Linked DNA regions of Mus musculus: all the other regions are linked to region 5. Evidence: chromatin loops called from intact Hi-C (ENCODE). Cell type or tissue: heart. All regions are shown on one strand.

Region 1 (4,000 bases), 160 kb before region 5:
ACTCTTCCAATGATAGGACAAACACATGCAGTAGGGCTGGCACCGCAGGGGCTTGGGAGCTGAGGCTGGAGAACTGGCGGTTCGAGGCTGATCTGGGCCACTAAGTACAGAGCTTCATACCAGTTCAAGCTCTGAACTTACCAGCTACTAGATGGTGTGGGCTGGCATACAATCTGCCTTCCTCCATTCCTCAAGAGATAGAAAGCATTTTGACTAGGGTGTGTACGGAAGGGGAGGAGAGCGCTCACTGAAGCAGCCTGTCCAGGCTTCTCGTTCAAATGGGAGGCTCTATAGAGATGGGTTTCCTTTCTTACTAGGGGTCCCTGTGAACATGATGTTGGAAGGGGTCTTCAGGAGAGAAAAGACTCTCGGGCTGCAGGGGAAAGAGGGAACTTGTGTGGATATTCTGCATTCTGCAGAAGTCTCCTGAAAATGATTTCCATTCTTAGGCGTAGCACAAAGGCACATTCCTTTCAGCCACTTTCTCTGGAGCACCCGAGCTCCTTTAGCCACGCCCAAACAGAACCCTGGGCTAGGTCAGAGTCCCACAAGAAAACAAACAAGGCTTTGAGTCTTTTGTGACCAAATCAAAGAGCTGCTCAAATTGAGAGAGAGAGAGAGAGAGAGAGAGAGAGAGAGAGAGAGAGAGAGAGAGAGAGAGAGAGAGAGAGAGAGAAACACATGCTCTACCACACACTGTTTACTACTTTTGACAAACACACCCAATCAGAAAGAAGAAATCTGAGTTTAGCTAAACCATGGAAATGTTTGTAAACTCTTGGCTGTTGCTGCCCACTGAGTGAAGTCTCTGAAATTAACCTTTTAAGAGTCAATGCGTGAAACAAAAACAAAACAACAACACGATCAACAGCAGCAGCAGCAACAACAACTACAAAAACCCTGGCTACTCCCGCCCTGGAAAAAAAGACTGCTTGCCAAATTCAAATTTGCCTTGGCAAGATGCTTACCAAAGTAACAATTCAGCTCTCCTGTGAGGTTACAAAGAAAGCATTTCCCCTTGACTCTGGAGAGAATGCCTTTCATGTGATCTTCGAATTATGTCACTTAAAGGTACACCAAATAAACTTCTCTTTCCTATTTCTTGTTTCTTCCCACACTGCCTAATACAGACTCTGTAGGATGAAAACCAACAGGGAGGTCCACTTGAGGCTGGACAGGAACAAGGTCCCTGAGGGTTGGTCTGTGTTCTTTTCTCTGGGTTGGGGGGCTTGGACACAGGTGTGCTCCCCCCACCTCGCCCCTAGTCTTCATACTCCTAGCATATGCTACAAAACAAAAGCACCCACAACCTCTGGAAAGACAGTGAAAAATACTGTCAGTAAGCATGCAGGTTACAGAAGGACGCACAGCCAGAAAATGCTCAACAGATGTGTCACACGCATAGAGCAAGAGCAGGCAGCAACTGGGACCTTTCAAAGTGGTACAACCCCCACCCCTGGATAGAATCCTTCTGCAGTTCTAAACATCTGAAGCTTGGTGTGTAGCATCTGCCTAAAAAAGGGAGATCTTTCCATTCAATTCAGATGGGAGAGTGTGTCATTTGGAACTCCAGGTTAAACTTCATCCCAGACAACTAACAGGACACACCGGCTGACAAGGGTTACAGTACATTTTATGCCTGAAATGGGTAGAAGGGCACTTACCAATTTGGTCTTCTGGGATCAGTGACTCAATAGGGGGGTCCAGTTCAGAGCTCTGAGACAAATAGTTCTTGACCTGGGTCATAAACTGCCGGATGGTCTGCAGCATATCGGTGCTGGACACATGGCACTCCTTGTTCTCCTTCAGGAAGCTCACGTAGTCCTGCACCAAGCACCCAAAATAGGTGCATTTGTCCCGGGACAGCTCGGCGATCCTGCGGACCATCCGCTTCTCAGGGGTCATGAAGGAGCTGAACACCCCGCTCATCTTTCGCAACTGGGACTTGACAAGCTTGGGCAGCACAAAAGAGCTGTTCCTCTTCTTTTTGGACTTGATGGGAGGTGCCATGGTCTCTTGGTCACTCTCCCCTTCGTAGTCCTCCAGGCTGCTGGTGGTGTCAGCCTCGTACCCATACAGAGGCATGCTCCGGTCGAACTCCAGCGAGTCGGAGGAGGAAGTGGAAAGGCTCATGTCGCTCAGCCTCTGCCTGGCTCCATGGCACGGTGGTGGCTGTGATTCAGAGCCGGGCGGCGGCGCCCTTGTGCAATCCCCGGGGGCGTCCCTAGGCGGGGCTCCACCTGCGTGCCCAGCTGTGCCCATCTCTAACTCCAGCTCTAGCTCGGGCTCCGGCTCCGACCTCCGGCTGGGCCGGCGGGCAGTCAAGGTCTTGGCGCTGCTTTCTGCTTCCAAAAAAGAAGCCTGCTTCTTCAGCCGGGGTGGAGGGATGGGAGTTGGTTTTGTTCCAAGCAGAGCTACGTTCCCATGTTTGCTATGGTTGACTGTTTCTGGCATGCTCGTCTGGGGTTCAGTCCTGGATAGCCCAGGGCTTGTGTGCAGACTATTAATAGCGGGTGGCGGGGGCCTGGGTGGGGGGGACCGAGGTCTCTCGGTGCCATTCGCGTTGGGAGTCCTTGTGCTCGGCCGCTTTGGGCCTGTGCTGAGGTCCTGGCTGTGCACTTTCAAGAAAAGAGGATTAATAAAACACAAGGCTCCGTTGGTCTGGCTGCACTCCAGCTCCGAAGGCGTCCTGGTTTTTATAGAATGCACTCCATTTATAAGGCAGAGCTGACGCAAGGAGGCAGGGCAGATGCCGGCTGAGGGAAGAGGCCTATGGGGAGGTGGGGAGTTCAGGGGTTTGTTGTCTGCCGAGGAGCTCCAAAAATCTGTAAGTCATTATCAGCAAAGACAAGAATGTAAATATAGTGCACTCGGGACATTCCTACACACACACACACACACACACACACACACACACACACACACACTGTGGGGCAACAGGGGCTTAACTTGGGGTCTGCTTTTTTCCTTTGATCCTCTCCGCCCCCCTTTCCCTTACTGGAAAGGGCATGAAGGCAGCTATGGGTTCACAGGGAGACGCCACCAGGGGCCTCTCACCTTCAAAGCCTTTGAGAAAGGTTGGCTGAGCCAACAGGCAGCTCCAGCCCAGCCCTTCACACAGGTAAGAAGGACAAAGAAAACTGGAATGAGTCCAGGATAAGCTCGTAAAAGACACGGAACTACTGAGCCTGTGCTTTTCAAAATCCCACTTAGCCTAGAGAGCAACGCCACCCTTTCCAATCTACTTCTCCCGGGTGCCCTCCAAGGAGGAGGCGGCCAGCCAAGGAATCCATCTGGCCTCCAAGTTCCCCTTTATGAGGTAGGACCAGCAGCTGGGCCTGGGGGATATTACACAACCTACTTGTGGTTTTACAGATTCAGCATTAAAACCCAACAAAGAGGGAAAACGGCATTCAAGGGTCCCATCCCTACAGGGGGTAGACTAGGGATACAGAGTGAGTGTGTGTGTCTGTGTGTGTGTGTGTTCATATTAGGTTCTAGACATCAAACACTGTGTAGTCTGATTGTCAACCTATCCAAAAACCAAAGTCCTAAAATCTTAAAAAGAATTCTCTTTCCATCTAGGAGGAAAATATTTTAACTAAAGTTAAACTCATACTGATTCTGCCAGAGCATTGGGGTAAAGTCAAACCAGGTGAACTGTGTGTATTGTCAGCCACTGTGTGGTAGAATCTTGCTGTGGGGTGGGGGTGGGGCGACTAGCAGAAGCAGACTTACAGTGAGTCCCACCTGCCTGAGTAAGGACCTTAGGTAGGATGAGGGACATGGCCCACAGCAGTGTGTGTGTGTGTGTGTGTGTGTGTGTGTGTGTGTGTGTGTGTGTGTGTGTATAGCTGATTAAGAGGGGAAGAGACAGGTGTCATTAAGAGATCTTCATCCTTACTCTCCTCACAGCACCAGAGTAGCAGAGGTGCCTCTGTACCACTGAGGATAAAAGCCCCACACTGCACCTCTCTTTCCCTTAGTGCTGCCTTTCCCC
Region 2 (4,000 bases), 260 kb before region 5:
CAACTGGTCAGTGTACAGAGCACAGCTGACATCAGAAGGCTCTGCCCCAAATGGAATATCTGTGTTCTATCTCTTCCCTCGAGGCTCAGGGATCTCTGTGGAAGTGCTGTCAGAAAGACTGTAAAAGCCAGAAGTGGGAGGTGACTTCAAGAGAGCAGCGATTTTCAGACACAAGACAAATGTACATATATCAACTCATGAAGATTGTAAGGGCATGCGTAAGACCTACACAAGGTTTGCAGGACAAAAATCCCAGCCATAGGAGAGAGAAAGTGGGCACAAAGTCCCTCCCCTAGCTGAGGAGCTAGCTTCACTCAACTGCAGCTGGGGTGCCAGGGTGGGGGGCAGTATCAGTTTTCTTCAACGAGTGAGACTCCTGGGGAAAGCCTCACACCCAGGAGTAGTCAGCCAACATAAACTAGACAACTAGGCTGAAAGGGGGGAGGAGGAGGGAGGGAGCGAGGGAGAGAGAATACAAGAGTTGGGTAAGAGTTGCAGGAGAGAAATGGATATGATCAAAATAGACTATGTGAAATTCTCAAAGAATAAATGAAACCATTTTTTTTTAAAGTTTGAGACTGAGTATGGTGGTGTATGACTTTAAGCCCAGCACAGGGTAGCATATGGGGACAGCAGACAGATTTCCATGAGTTCCAAGCCACCCTGGTCTACATAGTGAGTTAGAGGACAGTCAATGCTACATAATGAATTCCTGTCTCAAAAACAAAACAGAAGAAAAAAATAATTTGAGATGGTGATGTTAACTACATTGATGTACATAGATTTGATCATTATATAGTGTATATTTATATATGTACTTAATAAAATTGTAGCTCTGAGTTTTCATGAGTGTGTATATGTGTGTGTGTTTGTAAATGTTTCATACGGCGAAGAAACACATATTCATAATCTTAAACTAAAACAAATAATACTCAATATTAAAATCAGGAATAAAGATCTGGAGAGACAGCGAGCCCTGAGCCTAGCCGTGAACCTTCCACTGCACATAACAAAGCTGTCCAAAATCGGACCTTAATAGCAACTCTCCTGGGAAAAAAACAAGAAGCAAACATCCAAAGCTTGGAGTTCTGAACACTGTCCCTTAAGCCCGTCTCCAAAATGGATAGAGGAACTTGCTCAACATACTAAATGCATTCCTTGGGGTAATCGATAATTTAAGATCTTGCATCATCCTTAGCGCTAATGATAATGGATGACATCAGCCTCAAAGTCTCAAATGGCATATGACAAAGGCCTGCCTCACAGAAAGAACACCTCGGCTAAGGAGAACCATCCATGCAGCAAAATCTCCAAGAGCCAGCACTCTAAAGCTGTGAGCACTGCCTACCGGGGTCAGACGAGAGGACAGCCCCGTCTCACTGTGAGCGAGGGTGGCAAGTTTACTGGGCGCCCCACCCTGCCATTTGCAGGGTGTATCCCATCCCCATGGTGATGACCAATCTGGGGTTAATAACTCCATCAGCACAAAGAAGACTAGAAACAGAGTTCTGAAAAGCAGCCATTCCTTTGTATGTTCATTCAGAGTGCTGCTTGGGTGGAGAATTCATGTGCTGGTCAGCGCTATCAACTATAAAATACTTTACTTTTAGGAGAACAGAAGGTCTAGCCCAGACAGACTTGTTCTCTTTTTGGGCACTCAAGTGTCCATCAGACCCTGAAAAACATGCCAGATCCCCACCCCCCCCCAAAAAAAATGGAGCTGAATTCAAGCCTTACAACCAATAGGCTGGCAAAGATACTCACTTGGCAATTTGTGTATCTTTCAAACTTAGGGCGTGGCAAAACTAAGAATGCCCTGTGTGGTGGCTCTAACCAGCCTTCCGGAAGACGAACATATTCATCCTTCACTATGTCACCTCGCCAGGAGGTACATGGTGGCACCCTAGAGCCCAAGAACTCTTCTTAGCAACCCGGTCAAGCCTCTTGGTGACAGTTTCGCAGACTGCTTCATGGCTGCAACATCTTGTCCTTTCTCTATAACCAGCATTCTAGAGGGAAGGCACAGGCTGGCTTCCCTTGAGGCAGAGAGATGTGTGTAACACAGGCTGCTAGCCAGGTCACTGTGCAAATCCTCAGGTGGGAAATATTACCCCAGCTCGGCGAGAACAGCACAAAGGCAGCCTGCATGTCCAAGAAACGTCCCAGACCCTTCTGCTGGCCTCAAAGCTTCTTCTTTATCTAAAGAGGCTGCACTCTCCAGTTAGACTTAAAAATATACTATTAAAAGAAGTTGCTACTTTAAATGTCACAAATACATTTTACTGTAGTGTATTTGAAAAAAAAAAGGAAGAATCCAATTTAGTTCTAAAGAATACAGCTTGCTTTGTCACATCATGCTTTCATCAAGAACAGTGTCTCAACATAGGACAGGGCAACATAAAAGTTGTTGCCAACTATATGTTTCTTTTTCATCCTCTTGCAGCGGAGGCGGGAGAAGTACCCTTTCCTTTCCAAGATCTCTTGTGCCCTCTAGTGGTCTTCTTATGGAAATTAACTTCCATCCTTTACATGGTCCTTTCTAGAACTTTAAAACTGGTGTTTAGAGTCAGTTAACTTCGGATCATTGGAAAATGTGATCTTTTTAAGTGAGGTGGATTTTAAAATTCCAGACGTTCTGAGTGATTAGAAGGGCTTCAAAGCATGCAGCAGGCCATGTAAGTTCCCATCATCCAGACCGCTGGGGTCCATGTGCCAATCTTGACAAAGGCAATCTACAGCTCCTGGAGGACTGTCCACCAAACCATGTCTGGCAGGGGGACTGGTGACAAATTTCCCGGGGCACAAGAAAAGCCCCGGCTAAATGCTGTAATTGTTCTACATTTCCTTTTAAAATGGGCCTGGATCCTCTTAACTTAGAGGTCAAAACATCAAATCCCCAGGAGCTGCTTAGAAGTCAAACTGGAAAAAAGCGTGAGACCATCAAATGTCTCGTAAAACTAACTTCTGGGGCTGGAGGGGTGGCTCAGTGGTTAGGAGTGCTGGCTGCTCTCCCAGAGGACCCGGGTTCAATTCCCAGCAACTACACCATTGCTCACCACCATCTGGAACTCCAGCTCCAGTGGACCCAATGCCTTCTTCTGGTACCAGGTATGCACATGGTGCAGGGACATACATTCAGAACTTTGTCTATTAAAAAGTAACTGCCTCAGGAAATGAAAGGTAGGTCTTTGTTGTTGTTTGGGTTTTTTGGTTTGGTTTCGTTTGGTTGGGTTTGTGTAACAACCCTGGCTTTCATGGAACTTAATTTGTGGGCCAAGCTGGCCTTGAGAAAGGTCGTTTTTAAAAACAAAACAAAACAAAAAAGCTTGTTTTAAATGTTTTCTTTTTGCCTTTTAAAGGTTAAAGTCTTAAATTTGTATTAATACAAATGATACACACTTGTGAGATGTGTGTGATGATTTTGGTACAAGTGTGCAACTGTAACAATCAAATCTGAACACATCTTTATCTCCTAAAACATTTACAGAGCTCCTGATTTCCTCTCTCCTGATAAAGAAAATTTTCATCTATTTGAGTCCACATGATTAACTGTAGTCATCTTTAAATAGGCAGGATGCCAGGCAGGAAACCTCAAGCTACTTCACAACACTACCAGACAGCATATAACCCTTCTCTTGACTTAGTCTTCCTTAAACCCACAAGGACCCGGAAAAGAAACCCCTCTACCACCACCGCTCCAAGGCCAAGCCAGTCTTTCTAAGCCGGGAACATCTCACGTCCACCACCGAAGATTAATTGAGCACACTGTAGTTTTTAAAGGTGTGTCCAGTAGCAGCTTTGCTTTGTTTCCAACATAATGAAAGACAGGGAAGAGTAACTTCCTTAATTAGTGTCTGAGTAGAAGGGCAGATTACAGCATCGTTTTCCACGCGGCTAAATCAAAGAGACAGGAGAAGGGATTACGGTGTTCATTCATTTGGTTCTGAATATGTTGCTAGTTAAATAGCGGAGGGCTAATTACATCCCCAAACCCTTCCCT
Region 3 (4,000 bases), 200 kb before region 5:
AGAATCAATCTCCTGTGGATACCAAAGGATCTCAGACTTGTGATCCTCCAACCTCAGCCTGAGTGCCAGGATCAACCTTTTTCATTTATTGAATGGGTATGGGTTTTATATGTCTGTGTGTTACATGCATACCTGGTGCTTACTCAAGCCAGGAAAGGCCAGCAGCTTCTTGGAACTAGTATTACAATCAAGTGTGAGCCTCCATGTGGAGTGAACCCCTGTCCTCTGGAAGAGCACCCAGTACTTTTAACAACTGAACCATCTCCAGCTCCATGGGACCAATTTTTTAACAACCACCAGGGCCAGTCTCCACCTACTCCACGTCAGGGTTCTGTGTGTGCAATCCCTTCCCTCACCCAGAAACTGAGGACATCAGCACATGACAGAATTTGTGAAGATTTAAGGGCCTATTATTACATGAGCGCCTGCCACAAGTACTAAAATGCACAGAGGATTCAACACAAGCGGGACCTAACCGAAATCTCACAAGATCGGATCTGAACCAATTAAACACGATAATTAAACCTGGCTTCACCTGAAGCAAAGGCCTACCCTGCTTCACACTCCATTTTCCTGCAGCCTTCTCCAGAGTTTCCTCCTTGCCAAATTTCCTTCATCAAGGTTCATCCCCTCTTTGAAATGTCCATCATCCCAGAGTTTCTTCCCTTCTGTTACCTAAACCTTCCGGTCCATACTTCTTACTACGTTATATCAAGCAAATAACCGAGGTCATGTGTCTACAGGAGTTCGCGGTGAAATGCTGAGCTTTTTAAATGGTCATAATTTGGATTCCAAACTAAATTTTTTTTTCTTTTTAAAAAGCGAGAAGGGGAGAACGGCAAATCACGGGTTTTTAAATTTTGGACTGAAAAGAAACCACACAGCACCGGGGAGTCTTCAGTACATTGGATCCCCAACCAAAAAAAAAAAAATGTAGTCTAGCTGGGTGTGGTGGGGCATGCCTTTAATCCCAGCACTAGTAAGACAGGAAGACATATCTGTGAGGTTTAGGCCAGCCTCGTCTACAGAGAGTTCCTGGAGCCCAGGGATACGAAATGAACCCTGTCTTTTTTTTTTTTTTTTTTTTTTTTTTAAGAGAAAAAGAAAAAAACCCAAGGCAGTCTACTTTGGGCGCTCCGCTACTGTAACTACCAAGCACAAACCACAACTTGCTGAGAGGGCCCGGAGCATCGCAAGGTTACTTCACTGGGATACAATTTAACCAGGACCGCGCTCCTTCCCCGCCCTCCCTCCGCAGTGAGGCCGCCTCAGGGAGCGGGCGCGGGGTGTCCAGCCCGGCTCCGCATCATCCCGGGCGCACCGGGAGCGCCGCGCCTCGGCCAAGGTCACCGGTCAGCGCGCCCGCGCAGCGTCCACCCGGCCCACGGCCCCGCGAGGCTGACCCCGTCCCGCGCCGCGAAGACAGAGGCCGGCCGTGCCTCACTCACATGTTGTTGAAGCGGAACAGGTCGTCGCAGGTGAAGGCCCGGAGCGTGGTCATTGCGCCGCCGCCAGCCTCCAACCCGCTCGGCGCGACCCCGCGCCCGCACTACCGGAAGTACTCGCGCCCGCGGCCGCCATGGGGTGGGACAAAGAACTACTTCCGGACCAGAGGTTGCTGGGCAACAAGAGTAGCGTCGTAGCTCTCTCTGGCGGCTGAAATCAGCAATTGCCTTAATGATCCGCGCCCCGCAGACCCTTTCCAAAAAGTAGGCAGAGTAGTAACAAGGAGAAAGAAGCTGGAGTCAGAGAGCCAAATCGTAAAAGCAAGCTTCAAAACTACAAAGATGCTTCACAGGGTGAGTTAGGAAGTGATCCCTAAAAGGATGGCTCAGGGCCTCTTCTCTCAACCACTGTCATGAACCAGGGATGTGACCTTAAATTTTCTAGCACATTAAAATTATTTAGAAGAAAGGAAGGAAAGAAGGAAGGAAAGGAGGGAGAGAGGGAGGGAGAGAAAGAGAGAGAGAGGAAGAAAAAGAAAGGAAGGAAGGAAGAACAGAAAGAAAGAAAGAAAGAAAGAAAGAGAGAGAGAGAGAGAGAGAGAGAAAGAGAAAGAAAGAAAGAAAGAAAGAAAGAAAGAAAGAAAGAAAGATTATCTGTATAAAAAATGTGAATATCTTATCTTATTTTGGCAATAAGACTTTGAAATCTGGTCCATATATTTGCAGTTTATTTTAATCCGAGAGAAAAATGATCAGAACTATTTGTTTTCGATGCTGATTTTAATAAATGTGTGATTAAAGAGCAGATCAAGCCAGGAATAGTGCCTTACACCTGTAATCCCAGTAGTAAGGAGACAGAGACAAGAGGCTGTTAGTGAGCCTCGAAAACCCTGGTCTATATAGTGAGTTCCAGGCCAGTCAAGGACACATAGTGTGACCGTCTCAAATACATGCATACAAGATGATAGAGCTATCAAAGTAATCCAAACATGTTTCCAAATAACCAAATGAAACATTATCTCATGTCTAAGTTGAAAGTTAACCATTAGGAATTACATTCTTTCATCTGGCCTGCTACATTTTAAGCACCAGCCCAGCGTCTCCACGGCATAGACCCAGTGACTGAGGAGACTATGTACTGTCGGGCTGTGAAGCTGCCTTCCCCTCTTCTCCTTACCAGCAGTTGGGGTGGTCCTGGAGAACATGCTGCTGAGCTCAAACCAATCCAACTCAGCGAGATGCCTACATTACAGCAGACTCACATCCCCAACTCCTTTGGGACTCAGTTGCTCCGCAGGTGTCTTGGGAATTCCTTGGCCAAACCTGAGGGCCAGGTGTGGTGGAGAAGAAAGCAAATGGTTGAAAGAGCAGGTAGTCCCAGTGGCTCCTCGCCAAGCTTTGTCTCTAAGCCTGATGAAGTAAATTATACAATGAATAATTGTAAACATGGGTATGACAGGCCCGAAAGTATATATATAACTGCTACTATGGTAGAAAGGTGGAGTTTGACACCATGAGTTCAGCTTCTACCCTCTATTCACTTACTTTGGCAAAATATGCCATGAAATGAACAGTAAAATATATTTTTGAGGGAAGTTGAGGTTATGATGCTTATACAAATGGAAAAAATGGACAAAGTCAGAAAGAGTCTGAACTAACCAGTAAGAGAGATATGGTAGTCTACTCAAGGAAAATTTTAAATGCATGTGGTTAAAACAAAGACAAAATTGAGAGGGGGGGACATGTGGGGGAATATGAATTTGATGGGTGTATATATGCTCATATTTCATTGTATGTGTGTATGAAATTCTCAAGAATAAAAATGTTTTAAGCCAGTGAATGTAAGTAAATTTGCTTTTTTTCATGAATAAGTGTATCATTATACAAAGAAAACTATAAGTAAAATACACACAGCATATTCAAACATGATCCCAGGACTTAGAAAGATGAAGGAGAATCTTGTCTTCCAGACCAGCCTGTGCTACATAGCAAGACCCTGTGTCAAACATCAATAAAAAACAGAGTAAATAAATGGCCAAGGTGCTCAGGACCGCTGGTCAGCATCCACAGGGCAGTGTCCTCTTACTTCTCCACTGGACAGCACATGGGACACTCGTATTCTTATGGGTCAAGAATCTTTCATCAATATCCATTTTCTGCATCTCACAGATTTGTACAAAGAAGTGGAAGATAATAAAAATGAAACTCAGAAGAGTTTACTACTTGGGGTATCCAGTATTGCTTTTTGTTTTAATTGGCCATGTCAAAATATTTTGCAACTTTTTTTTTTCTGACATGATCCAGTGTTGATTTGAACTAGCTGGTTGTGAAGTTTGGATGATATTCATAATTTTCTTCTGATTCTGGTTTATAACCATAAGGTTTCTAAGTATTTTAAATATAATAAAATTTTAGTTTAGTTTAGTTTAGTTTTTTCAAAATAAAAAGGTGAGTTTAATACAGAGGCAGCACTTGACCCATGCTAGATACTGTGGGCTACTAATTTGCAACCCATGAGAGATGGGCATAGTGGCTGAAACATGTATCCAGCTGTT
Region 4 (4,000 bases), 180 kb before region 5:
GGAACTCGGGGGTTGCTGGGCCAGGGAAAGGCTCTGTGTCACCCTATGGGGACCACACAGCAGCTCGACCTCTCAAACTGAGGTGCTGTCCTAAGAGCCGGACTGATTCCAGGGGATTCGGTTTAGAACTTGAAGGAGAAAGTGGGGAGGGGTGGCGGTAGAAAGATACCTTGTTGCACCTCCCCCACTTCCCAAAGGGTAACAGGGGTGGAGGGGGGGAGGGGATGGGGGCGCTGCAGGATAAGCACTGCTGTTTCCTGAGGAAACTGGATATCCGTTCCCTCTGCCTCGGCTTTCTCCTTTGGACATTTTGTTGGGTTAGGTATTTAACAGCAGGCCAACTGTGTGTATGTTTTATGTGGAGATAATTATATTTATCTTTATGTTTAAAAGTGAGTCACACCCAGTAGAGACTATGTCTTGACTTTTACTTTTATTTTTCCTTCTTTTTTCTATAAGTGTTAGGGAAGGAACCCAGGACATTGCACATTTGGTCTACCACTGAACTATCCTAACAGCCAGGTTTTGAATCTATAACCTCCCCCACCCCCAGGCTGGCTATATTGAATACCATCCACCAGATAAGGCTGGATAGCAGTGATGAACTGGCCCTGACAATCAGCAACAAGATCACAATTCGATACAACAAATCTTCCCCACAGGTGCCCACTGTTTTCCTACATTACCATGTTTGATAGGTTAGATACAGTTAGTGCACTTTTCTCTTCTAGTGTAGCCAGTGAGAACATGGACCTTTGAAAGTCGAGGTGCATCTGTGTACACGTCTAAAGACACTGGAGTGACCAGAGGGTGGCTTCATTATTCCTTTTCTACAAGGTGACTCCCCCTGAGCCAGGCCCTCAGGCCCTAAGGCCATGTGCTGTAGGAAATAGCTCTACCTTCCCTGGAGACGGGGAAGCAGGGCTGGGACTTGGACTTGGGTGTGTACCTGAAAGTCGTCAACGGAGGGGATAGTTCGGTTGGTGGTTCTCCGCTTGTGCCACTGCCTCAGCGTGTCCCTGGCTTCGGAGCTGAGCAGTCTCGCAGCCTGTTCTTCTTGGAAATTCTTTATCAGAGATAGCGCCCCATAGGCACTGGTCAAGTAATAGCCTCCTGGAAGAGCAGTGAAAATGGGTCCTTAGGAGTGTCACACTGGCGATGGCAGCGGAGATGCACAGACGTTAATGTCATACAATTCTAGGGACAGAGTCTAGGGACTGACCCCTGTATACTAAAATCTATGGATGCTTAATTCATCATTAAAAAAGTCACAGCATTTGCATATGATCTACATAATCCTCCCATAAATCTTACATCATCATTAGATGACTTAAAATACCCTGTAGAATAGAAACATTACATAAAGAGCTTAGGGGAAAGGACAATTAAAAAGTTTATATGTGTTTGTTTCATTTTTTTTCCTTAAATTTTACAGCTTGTGGTTGATTGAATTCTCAGGCGCAGAGCCTTACAGGCATGGAAGTAGACGGTGATTTCTCCATCGCTTCCACAGAGACTCACACCCTACAGCGTATCACTCATCTCTACTCAAGCATTCATCTCACACACATTTATGGAGTGATCCAAGCCTGTGCCAGGGGCAGGGAACACCCAAGAGCCCATAGCATTCCTGTTGCCACATTTAAGAGAAGAGATTTATATATTAAATACAGTGGTGTCCCTCTGAGAGTGCCATTAAAATTCATCTCTCCTGTCAGTGAGGAGTGCTGACAGACAAGAGACATTTTAAGATATCTATGTATTTTTCTTGGTTTGTCTTAAAAATAAATCAGTTGCTTGCTGAAGAATTTGCAAATGTGCTTGAGTGCCACTAGAGGGCGTTTTGAGGGCGTAGTGAGAATTCTCTGCATGCTACATATTTTGTATTTAAAGACATAGTCCTTCCATAAATCTTATATCATCAATAGATGCCTTATAATACCCCATAGGACAGAAACACTACATAAAGAGTTTAGGGGAAGAAGGACAAAATATCCATTAGAGTTCTACTATGTGTTCAAGACAGAGGTGGGGAACAGGAGATTATGAGAACCTGTATCCCTGTCCCCCAGAAGTGGAGACACACATTAAAGAGGGCAGATGTGACAATTGATTCACTCATAGACCAGAAGTTCATTGCAATCAAGTGAGAAAGAAGTGTCACTTTCATGGCCAAAGCCTTTAATTGCCCACAGGGAGCCTTGCAGAACTCTTTCTGACCCATGTGCAGGATTGAAATGGTTTCACCTCTCAGGAACATGGGTAACAGGCCCGTGAACCCGCATTGGGGTTGAACCTGGCAAAGCAGCCTTGCTGTTGGCAGTCATCGATGGAGATTCCCCCGCCCCCTTTCTTTCTTTGCAATGCTTTAGGGTGCAGCTAGCCACGGGCTCTACCATTTAGCCATAGCCACAAGCCAAGTCAGCCCATATCAGGCTTTTTGTTTAGAGTTTTCCTGACCCTACCATCCACAATTTAAGATCTCTACAGCAACTTTTGCTACAAATTATTAATCCTTAGTATCTGTCCCAGGAATAAGTCACACATGACTCAGTTTATAACGCTAGCTCAAGTGTGTGAATGCCACACAGGGGAGTCCAGGGCAATCTACACGACTACTAGAATCTGCATCCTGGTGTCAGCATTTAACAGTGGCTCCGGGAGCTACAATCCCTGTGGGGTGCTGAGGGGTTCCTTGGACTTTAAATTTTGACTCCACAGTCCTGATATGCTTAGCCCACTAAGGAGAAAACCTCAAATGCTGGAAACACAGAACTGGCCACACTTTGAAACATGTGGATCCAATTAGAGGAAGGTTTTCAATTTCAGCAAAACCATACCCCGCCAGAAGCAAGAGCTCTGAGCTTGCAAGGGGATCTATGGTGCTGGGCTGTAAATGAGAATGGCTGCTTACACAGCAGAAAAGACATGAAACTGTTGTAAAGTCAACCCAAGAGCGCTCTGGACAGGCCACAGAAAGCATGGGCCTGTGACACATGACTGCAGCAACTCTAGGTCCAGATCGGAGGAGCTGCAGTTCAATACCTCAGATTAGTCCAGAGCCGCGGGCAGGCAGCCTGCCTGGGCCATGCTCTCCCCAGGAAGGAAGGCAAGCAGAGTGCCTGGCACAGTTCATGCAGAGGAACCCACGGGCTGTTTAGACATCAGTGTATCCTTTTTTTTTTTTTTATATTATTCTTTTTTTTTTTTCCTTCCTCACAGGGATTCCTGCTGGCGAAGACAATCCTGCCCATCTGTCACAACGCAATGCTGATTTGTTCCCCTTTAAGAAGACAAGCTTGAAACCCGGGATCTCACTCTGAGGCACTGCTGGGAAAGGGGGCAGGAAATGGTGTCTCTGTCCTCAGACCACAAGACGTAAGCATCTAAGTACACACTGTCAACAACAGAAGGATGCTTTTCTAAGGGACACTGAGACACTCTTTTCCCCAAAGCCTCAAGGGGTCTTCTTGCTACTAGAAACCACCAAAATAAACCCCAAACCGCAATAATCACATGGTGGGAAAAGGGTTGGCTCCACACTGGAGCTTACAAATGTCTACCTCGGTGCCTGGACAAAGCCACACTCATTGTCTCTACTGCCCAATCCCTGGAAGAGGAAAAGACACCGTGGGAGTCACGGGCTCATATTGGAATATCTGGGTCCCCGGCTGAAATTTCATGGATACGGCCGGGTGAGACACAGAGGCCGGAAGAGCTCATTCACATCTGCCTCGGCTTGGGGACAGGATGGAGGATACTTATCCCAAGTTAGTGGCGCCCAAAAAGGGATGGGGCGGGCATGTCTTCCTAGATGATGTAAACCCAGGGCATCCCAAGGACAGGTAGACCTTTGTGCTCAAGCCCAGACTGAAACTCAACAGGAACAGAGAAACACAGCTGCCCCATCAGGGTCTATCTGGGTGCCCAAGAGACTCCTGAAAAGAATTAACAGATGTGCACACAGGCCCCGATTTGTCTCCTTCCAGAATGACCAGCT
Region 5 (4,000 bases):
TTGGCAGCAAAACTTGCCAGCACTGCCCACATGGGTAGTTACACAGTCTGCTTTCCTAAGGGACCTTTGAGACAATTTCCTGGCAGTTATTCTTGTCTCTAATCTCAACGCTGTCCCGACTCTAGGCTCCAGACAGGTGTGCATGCCTCTGAGAAGCCCCAAGGCACAGTGGCCAGGGTTCACATCTGCTGGGTCATCATATCCATCTGCACCAAGCCACATTCTAAAGAACATACGATTAAGGACCCGCCTAGAACCAAGTTCCATTTCCCTAGCTGCTGGAAGATCTACATCTCAAAGAGGCGGGGCTTCACTAAGTTTAATGTAGATGAATTTGAAGACGAGGCGGCTGAGAAGTGGTTTGTTCCAGCAAGCTATGGAGTCAAAGATGTCCTCAACTGCAGCCTCTTGGAGAAGTGGTGGGCCCTGCATAACCAAGGGCTTCTACTATGCTCACCTATACCCTACCGAATTTTGTTCAGTAGTAAATCTCACATCCAGTCTGGAAGAAACCAATCAGTCATACCTCTGTGCAATGTACTACAGATTCCTGCATCCTTTCACCTTTGTCTCAGGCATGGACGTAGTGAATGGTTCTAACAATCTGTCCCACATCTTTTGCCAAAAGCCATGGAGAGTTAAACCTTCCCAGCTACAAAACAGAAAGACAAAAGGAAAAGGAAGTCATTTAAAAATATCTCAATTCTTCTTCAGGGGAAAGGTTAGTTTATAAGCCAAGTCAAAGAAGGACATAATTCTTCTCCAAAATCGACATGTTCTGTACTGTCAGCTTCTTCGAGAACTGTCCAAAACAAAAAACGAACATAAAAGGTTGTTAAGTAAAGCTGCTGTTTTTCTCTGGAACTCGTTTTTATTCCTTAAGGATTTATTCATCCTAATTATCCATTGTTGTGTAATAAGACCACAAGACTCGGTGGCTTAAAACAATACTCATTTCCTTATTGCCATGGTTTCTCAGGGTCTGGAATTCCAGAAGAATTTAGCAGAGCAGTTCTGGCTGAGAGTGTCGGATGAGGCCATGGCCAGATGGTAGCTGGAGTTAGAATGTGGGGTTGGGGGGTGAGAGGAGGCATGGCCTGGCAGCTGGCAAGCAGTAGGTCGCTTCTCCATGTAGCTCGGACTTTGTCATCGGCCTCTCTGGCTAAGGTTGGCTTCCTCATAGCATGGTGGCCTCGGAACAACCTAACTGCTTAGAGGATGCAGCTCACAGATGTAAGAAGAATGAACCAGGAAGCAGAAGGGACATCACTGGATCTTTTCCTTTTCAATTTATCCTCAGAAGAAATGTGGCAAAATTCCTCTTCCATCCTAGCAGGTACAAGTAGACACAAAGCCCCATAGGCTTGAGGGGCAATAGCTAAGACTTTTCATCTTGATGGGCCAGTGGCCAGGAGAACACCTAGGCTGGATGGTGGCTGCTGTTCAACTCTATTGGAAAACTACTCTCGGCCCCACAGCCCAAGGTTAACAACAACTGCAAAGTCCCACATACAAGAGGACTATAAATCCACTCTCATTTTTCCTTTCTAAGTCCATTATTATCATCACCATTTTATGTGTCTGAGTGTTTTGCCTGCATGTATGTCTGTGCAGCACTTGCATGTTGGACACTTGGGGAGGACCTTACACGCCCTGGAACTGGAATTACAGATGGTTGTGAACTGCTCCCTGGGTGCTGGGAATCAAACCTGGATCCTCTGAAAGAGAATTTAACCACAGAGTTCTCTCTGTAGCCTCCCTTGGGGGGGGGGGGGGGAAAGATTGATATTGTGTGTGTGTGTTTACACCTAAGAGATGATAACAACATTTATGATGGGAAATGCTTTGACTTTCAAACTCTATTTTCTTCAGGCTGTAGCTCTGCTTAGTACACTTCTGCTTCCTGGGTTTGCACCACATTTCTTTTCTGACCATTAGTTAGATCCGGTGCAAGCAAGGGCAGCGCCTGGGTGGCTGACTGGGTTTCCTGATTCAAGCACGCCCTCTAGTGTTAAAATGGTGTCATTTCTTTATCAGTTGGGTCTGCTCTCAGGGTCGTCTGCCCTCTGTTGGGATGCCCTTTGCTTTCTTCAGGATCCTCCATTTTATCTCTTTTGCTGACTTTCTCAACATCACAAAGTTTCCAGAGGCAAGTGTTCCTAGCACCCTCCATCTCTCCCAGAGTCCCCTTCCTCAGGATGAGACTCATCTTTGACAGTTGGTGTAGCCTGTGCTGTCTCGCCCAGCCTCTGCACACTCGTGTCCTCCACTCAATGCTCCCACAGGCTTCTGAGCCTGCCAGGTCTCACCTGGGCTCCTAGCTGGACTCAAACAGGGGATCTGAAGTTTGTAGAATTCTGTTTCTTCACAATGCTGAGGGGGGTATATAAATGATTACAATATTTGCTCTCTTTCTAGATCAAGGTGACATAGGCCATACTTCTACTCCAACTCAGAGTTTTATACGCCAAAATAATAAAAATGCCATTTAATGCACTTAAGAATATCATTACCCCAAGCCTATTTGCTCAACACTATACAAGTATTTCTTAGTTTGGCATCCTTAGGAACCTTAGGCAGGTCCCAGGGCCCTACAAGTTACCAAAACTCACATTGCCAAAACTCTTACATAAATGCTGCCCTCCATATAATCTATACATTCTCCTGTGCAACTTACACCACCTCTAGAGGATTTAGAACTGATACAATACAACACTGACACAATACAACACTGATACAATACAACACTGATACAATACAACACTGATACAATTCAACACTGATACAATACAACACTGATACAATACAACACTGATACAACACAACACTGATACAATACAACACTGATACAATACAACACTGATACAATACAACACTACATGACCAGTTACTATGCTCTGCTGCTTAGGGGAAAATCAGAACTCCATGCACATTCAATAAAGACCTCTTTTTCTTTTTAATGCATTTTTAATTATTTTATGTGCCTGGGTGTTTTGACTGCATTTATGTCTGTGCAAGACCCTCAGAAACCAAAAGAGGGTGTCAGGTCCCCTGGAACTGGAGTTACAGATGGTTGTGAACTGGCCATGCTGGTACTGGAAGTCAAACTCTGGCCCTCTGTGAGAGCAGTCAATGCTCTTAACCACTGAGCCATCTCTCTAATATCAAATATTTTCTATCCAAAGTTATTCAAATTATTAGATCCAAGTAAAACTGGCCAGTATGGAGAGTCAACTGTACAGTAATATATATATATAAGGTTCTAAATAAGTAACTTTTTATAATAACGCACATTCGTGTGTATGTGTACAGAATTGTTTAAAATCCTTTCTGACCACTAAAGCATACTGAAAGCCAAAATTCTTTAATTTCACCAGCCATTGCCAAGACAGAGAACAGTCCTGTCTCAAAAGTGGAATCCCTTGAAGGCATCTTTTTTTTTCCCCTGGAATAAAAAATCGAAGGCTAAAGGAGTTAACAGGAGTCCTACATCTGACTTTCAAACTCTCTTTGAAAAAGGAGACATTTGTAAATGTTGAACATAGCTAACTAGGGCCATATGGCTCAGACACAAGACAGCATGTCATGAGTTAACCTGGAGCCTCAGCCCCACAGCAAACAATGTGGATGAGACTGTGTCACACTGCCAGTATCTGCATTTGTCCCTGGCTCTTTCAGTGGGTCCGAAGTACCTGGCATCACCCCGCCCCGCCCTCCACCTCCAATAGCCTTCATCTTATGACTGAGGGAGATGGTCCATGAAGACCATCTCCACACTCTCCCAGTCTCAGATGAGCAGGACGTGGTTCTCATGATTCACAACCTCCTCCCCAAGACCACTTCCCTCCTATCTCACATCAACATCCCCAAGGGCTCCTGGAATCCATCCCTATGTAAACCACTTCCTACTATCCTTGTTCAGGGTTGCTTCGAGAGGGGACTTGGATGAAGACAGCTCTCATTTGGACCCTTGCCTCTAGCCTCCCAGATCCTCACTTGG
Region 6 (4,000 bases), 95 kb before region 5:
ATTCACCATAGCCCCTTCATTCATTATCGTCCTCCATTCTGAGGCCACATCTCAGCTCCTACCGAGCTCCTTTGGGCTGGGTTGGCTTTGCTTGCTTCTGTTGTCATCTGGATCCTGTAAGCTTCTGGGCGAACGCACTTCAGCAATTTCAAACAACCTATAGGGAGTGTGGCTCAGGAAGAAAAGGGACCCGTCCTCAGCGCCCGGGCTCCACAGCTAGCTCTACCCTAACTTTCTGGTCCTTTGACAGATCAGTAGCCCTGGCAGGTTTGTGTGTGTGTGTGTGTATGTGTGTGTGTGTGTGTGTGTGAGAGAGAGAGAGAGAGACAGACAGACAGAGACAGAGAGAGACAGAGAGAAACAGAGAGAGAGAGAATGTGTTTGTTTTACCTTCAAGTATGTCTGTGTACCACTTTAATGCCTGGTACCCATAAAGGCCAGGAGAGGGCATCAAATCCCTAGAAACTGGGGTTAAGGAAAGCTCCGAGCCTGTCTTGTGGGTGTTGGGAATTGAACCCAGGTCCTCTGGGAGAGCAGCAAGTTCTAACTGCTGAGCTATCCCTAGCCCCACGTGTTTGTTCATTTGTGATGTGACACACCACTACCTTTGATTCAGGGAACCAGAGCAGAATTGAAGTCAGCCTTGGCTAGCTAGAGATAACTTGTCTAAAAGCAAAATAAAATACCCCACAAACAAACAAACAAACAAACAAACAAAGAAAAGCAAGAAAAGAATTGCCTTTGAGAATTCAGAAACATGCAGTCATCTCCCCATGTCAATGTCGGGTGAACTTTCTCCATCAAGGGTAAATGTTTCAGGCTTTGAAGGCAATGAAGGTGATGCTATTCAGTCGGGCAACTATCTGGAGGAAACCCAGGCAATTCAAAACCAGTAGGTGTAGCTATATACAAATAGAAGTTGATTGGCAGATCTTTATTTTTGCGGGGTGCATTTTGTTGACTGTCGCCAAAACTCTGTTCTCTCTCCTGTTGCTTCTCTTCCATACCACACACTGTGCTTCACGAAGTTACCATTATTATTTTAAGTATTGGCTAACTGCCTGGGGATGGAGCTGAGGTAATGGAATGTTTGCTATTACACAGGAAGCCCTGGGTTTGATCCCCAACACCATAGGGTGGCACACGTCTGACATCCCAGTACTCAGGAGGAAGAGGCAGAAGGATTGGAAGGTGAACATCATTCTCAGCTACATAGTGAGTCTGACGCTCATTTTTTCAAGAGGTGGGCTCAACACATGCTAATCAGATGGTCCAAGAATGAGTCTCACCACTGCTCTGGGACAATCTTAAAAAAAAAAAAAAAAGATGGGAGTTTTCAATAGTCCTCCTTTGTTATACTCCAAATGGAAAAATGAGTTCTATGGAACAGATTTTAAATCTGCACAGAAGAAACCCAGAAAGAAAGCTCTCCAGATCACAGTGATCTGCTCTGTGAAGAACAACTGATGGAAAATGGGAGTGAAGGCTGGCAACATCTGCCAGGCACACAAGAACCAAGTGTGGAGAGGCCCAGAGGCTGCTTTCAAATGGCCGGGGTCTTCTGAAGAAATTCAGGAAGATACTGAGTTATACTTCAGTTTTTGGCGTGGTTTCTATAAAGACGGCACTTGGGTATTGCTATGTCCTCCACCTTCATAGCCTTCCTCAGTTCTCAACTGTACTAAGAATAGAATCTCAACATCTCACCCAGCTGCAAAGCCGCCCCATCTTTCTCCTTCCTTCATTTCCCTGCTACCCTGACTCCTGGTTCTATGCAGAGCCTCAGACACTGCTCCAGGAGTTTAAAAAGGCTCTTTTGTGTCCTTTCCTCCCAGACAGTTCAAACTACCTTTCACCTCCCCAAGAAGGTTTCCCAGCAACCACACAGGGAGCCATGCACTTCCTCTCCTCCTTCAAGCCCAGGTTTCTCTAACTGCTATGGAACATCCTGGGTACTGGTCACTTAAAGTCCAGGACTCACCCTGCCATCATGAGGGCTGATTCCATACCATGTGGATACCCAAATCTTGTATGTAAACCTCTGCACATACACACTGCGCATTTTTCATCCACTCAGCTAATGAACTGAAAACTTGGTGTTTTAGGCCAGGGATTAGCCACGGGATGCAACAAAAGGTCAGTAGGTCAATCTCTGCTCTGGACAAGCAGTTGGCTAGAGGGTGATAAATACATGACTATTCTTTCTTCCTTTCCTTTCCTTTGTTTCTAAAAGGCCGGATGCAGAGCCAGCTAGAGAAACCCCAGGCAAGGATTGTCTCCTAATTTACAATGCGCATCAGGATCTCTCCACCTCAGCACTACTAAAATTTAGGGCTGGTAAATGGTCCTGGGTGCTGTAGGAAGTTTGGCGGCACCTCTGGGCTCTGACCACTAGAGGCCAGTAGCTTCTCCATGCAAGTTGTGGCTGCCAAAACTCTGGCTAGGACTGAACCAGCTTCCAGCAGTCAGTCACCTGCACCTTCTCTGAGACTCTGAGATAAGCTCTCTGAATCTGGAAATACAGAGCACAAACATTAGGAGTGCCTCTATGTAACTAATTCGAAGAGCAAGCAATCCCAGATTATCCAGGTAGCTTGCAGCATGGGTCTAAAATGAAAGAGAAACCAAGACACACACCGCACACATAACTGAATGGCCTCCTCTCCTGGCATAGACTTGTATTCATGGTGGAGTGTCAGATAGCATCAGTAACACCACAGCTTCCATAGCCATGCATTGATGGACCTCTTCAGAGCACACATTGGAATGATTCATTTTACAACCCAGGTGGGAAGGTGACATCACTCACTCCATCTTCCACAGGAGAAAGGGACCCTAGATCATCTGTCTCTCACCTCTTTCCTTTTCTCCTGGTCCTGAATCTGTGGCACAAGCAGTCTCCCTGTCTCACCTTCACAAGTAACTTAGATCTCATAGATGTCTGCCGCTATACCTCTGAGCCTTGTTATTGATTTTTTTTTTAAGACTGGGTCTATATTACCCATGCTGTTCTTGAACTTGTGTACTCAAGAGACCCTTCTGCTAGGATTAGATATGTGTCACTAGGCAGTTCAAGGTTTTATTTTGCTTAAAAACATTAGACTCCCCTGGAGCAAACATGGAGACCTGCAGGCAACATTCAACTTTAGACACTGTTGGCTACAGTTTGCTGGAAACTGACCTACAAACCCACTTGACCTGTACTGTTGCTTTTAGCAAACACAGCATCTGCTATCTCAAAAGCTCGTGTTACTCCTTGAAAGGCATGTCCTGGGGGCTGGCCTGGGATAAAGGTGTTGAAATCACTGGCAAGAGGCCTGTCCATACACCTAAAAGGCAGACTAGTGTCATCTCTAGAGAAGGCCACTGTCTCTGGTGACCTCTCTATATGGTATTTCTTGGGCAGGCAATCCAGAAAAGTTGCAAAAGCAGCCAGACTGCCAGGGTCATGTGATGTGGAAATACTTCCACCAGGATCCCAGGGTCCTAGGGTCCCAGGGGTCGAAGCTTGAGTCCTGAAGACCCTACAGAGCTCAGCCAGTGTCCTCAATTGAATGGTAAAAGAGAAAACGAAGCAAGGAGAGGCATTCACTGATGTCAAGAACATCGGGAAGAGGTAAGAATGAAGGGGTCCAGTGACCATGTATGACATGACATGAGGCTTATGCTTAACCAAAGAGTAAGGACCACATGGTCCTGGTCAAGGTGTGGTCTTCCTTATCCGAGAAACATCACTGTCCCAGCTCCCTCAGAACTGTGTGAAATCTCCCCTTCTGGCTGGCATCATCCTTGAGTATAAAACTCCTGGGGGTAGCAGCCATTTCTTGGGACCCACTCCCTTAGGCTGCCTTTTCTCTCGCCGGGATTGTTATATACCTCAGAGCAGAGTCAGGCCAGGTGGACTCCCATGTTCTGCCTTATCCAGTAGTAGGCTGGTTCCCCACCTGTAAAAGGAGGGGTTTATGCCAGATAAACATTAACTCTTTGCTGCCCAGGGTGG

The links. Peaks named below come from ENCODE experiments on the same cell type or tissue, not always from the same donor. Only the 100,000 strongest peaks of a DNase experiment are listed, where the experiment ranks them.
Region 1: a loop joins it to region 5, with 4 times the contacts of the local background. A loop is called at or near these places in 2 of 42 quality-filtered maps.
Region 2: a loop joins it to region 5, with 10 times the contacts of the local background. A loop is called at or near these places in 2 of 42 quality-filtered maps.
Region 3: it touches region 5 in a loop (4-fold over the local background); 15 of 42 quality-filtered maps call a loop at or near these places.
Region 4: a loop joins it to region 5, with 7 times the contacts of the local background. A loop is called at or near these places in 26 of 42 quality-filtered maps.
Region 6: a loop joins it to region 5, with 6 times the contacts of the local background. A loop is called at or near these places in 21 of 42 quality-filtered maps.

The regions. Positions count from the first base shown.
Region 1 is chr2:145,858,839-145,862,838 of GRCm38, reverse strand. Rin2 (Ras and Rab interactor 2) reads right to left here. Exons shown (of 13, transcript NM_028724.4): 9 at 1,665-2,825. Among named protein-coding and RNA genes, the nearest start is that of Gm39954, 33 kb to the left of the region's middle. In heart, a CTCF peak has its summit at 2,213; DNase peaks (open chromatin) are centred at 508, 938, 2,208, 3,288 and 2 weaker places; H3K4me3 peaks cover 3,205 bases; H3K27ac peaks cover 3,565 bases.
Region 2 is chr2:145,956,124-145,960,123 of GRCm38, reverse strand. All of the region lies in intron 6 of Cfap61 (cilia and flagella associated protein 61), which reads right to left. Among named protein-coding and RNA genes, the nearest start is that of Cfap61, 23 kb to the right of the region's middle. In heart, a CTCF peak has its summit at 2,494 (motif pointing left); no DNase peak of the experiment used is centred here.
Region 3 is chr2:145,900,811-145,904,810 of GRCm38, reverse strand. Naa20 (N(alpha)-acetyltransferase 20, NatB catalytic subunit) reads right to left here and starts at 1,570. Exons shown (of 6, transcript NM_001141965.1): 1 at 1,449-1,570. The coding sequence starts at 1,501. In heart, a CTCF peak has its summit at 1,661; a DNase peak (open chromatin) is centred at 1,490; H3K4me3 peaks cover 1,993 bases; H3K27ac peaks cover 1,421 bases.
Region 4 is chr2:145,880,435-145,884,434 of GRCm38, reverse strand. It overlaps Rin2 (Ras and Rab interactor 2), which reads right to left. Exons shown (of 13, transcript NM_028724.4): 12 at 950-1,113. It overlaps Gm39954 (a long non-coding RNA gene), which reads left to right. Exons shown (of 3, transcript XR_866798.2): 3 at 3,223-4,000. Among named protein-coding and RNA genes, the nearest start is that of Gm39954, 12 kb to the left of the region's middle. In heart, a CTCF peak has its summit at 1,832 (motif pointing right); a DNase peak (open chromatin) is centred at 3,234; H3K27ac peaks cover 1,105 bases.
Region 5 is chr2:145,697,849-145,701,848 of GRCm38, reverse strand. BC039771 (cDNA sequence BC039771) reads right to left here and starts at 654. Exons shown (of 4, transcript NR_033220.1): 1 at 527-654. In heart, a CTCF peak has its summit at 2,003 (motif pointing left); a DNase peak (open chromatin) is centred at 1,978.
Region 6 is chr2:145,793,152-145,797,151 of GRCm38, reverse strand. All of the region lies in intron 2 of Rin2 (Ras and Rab interactor 2), which reads right to left. Among named protein-coding and RNA genes, the nearest start is that of Rin2, 9.0 kb to the right of the region's middle. In heart, a CTCF peak has its summit at 2,386 (motif pointing right); a DNase peak (open chromatin) is centred at 2,391.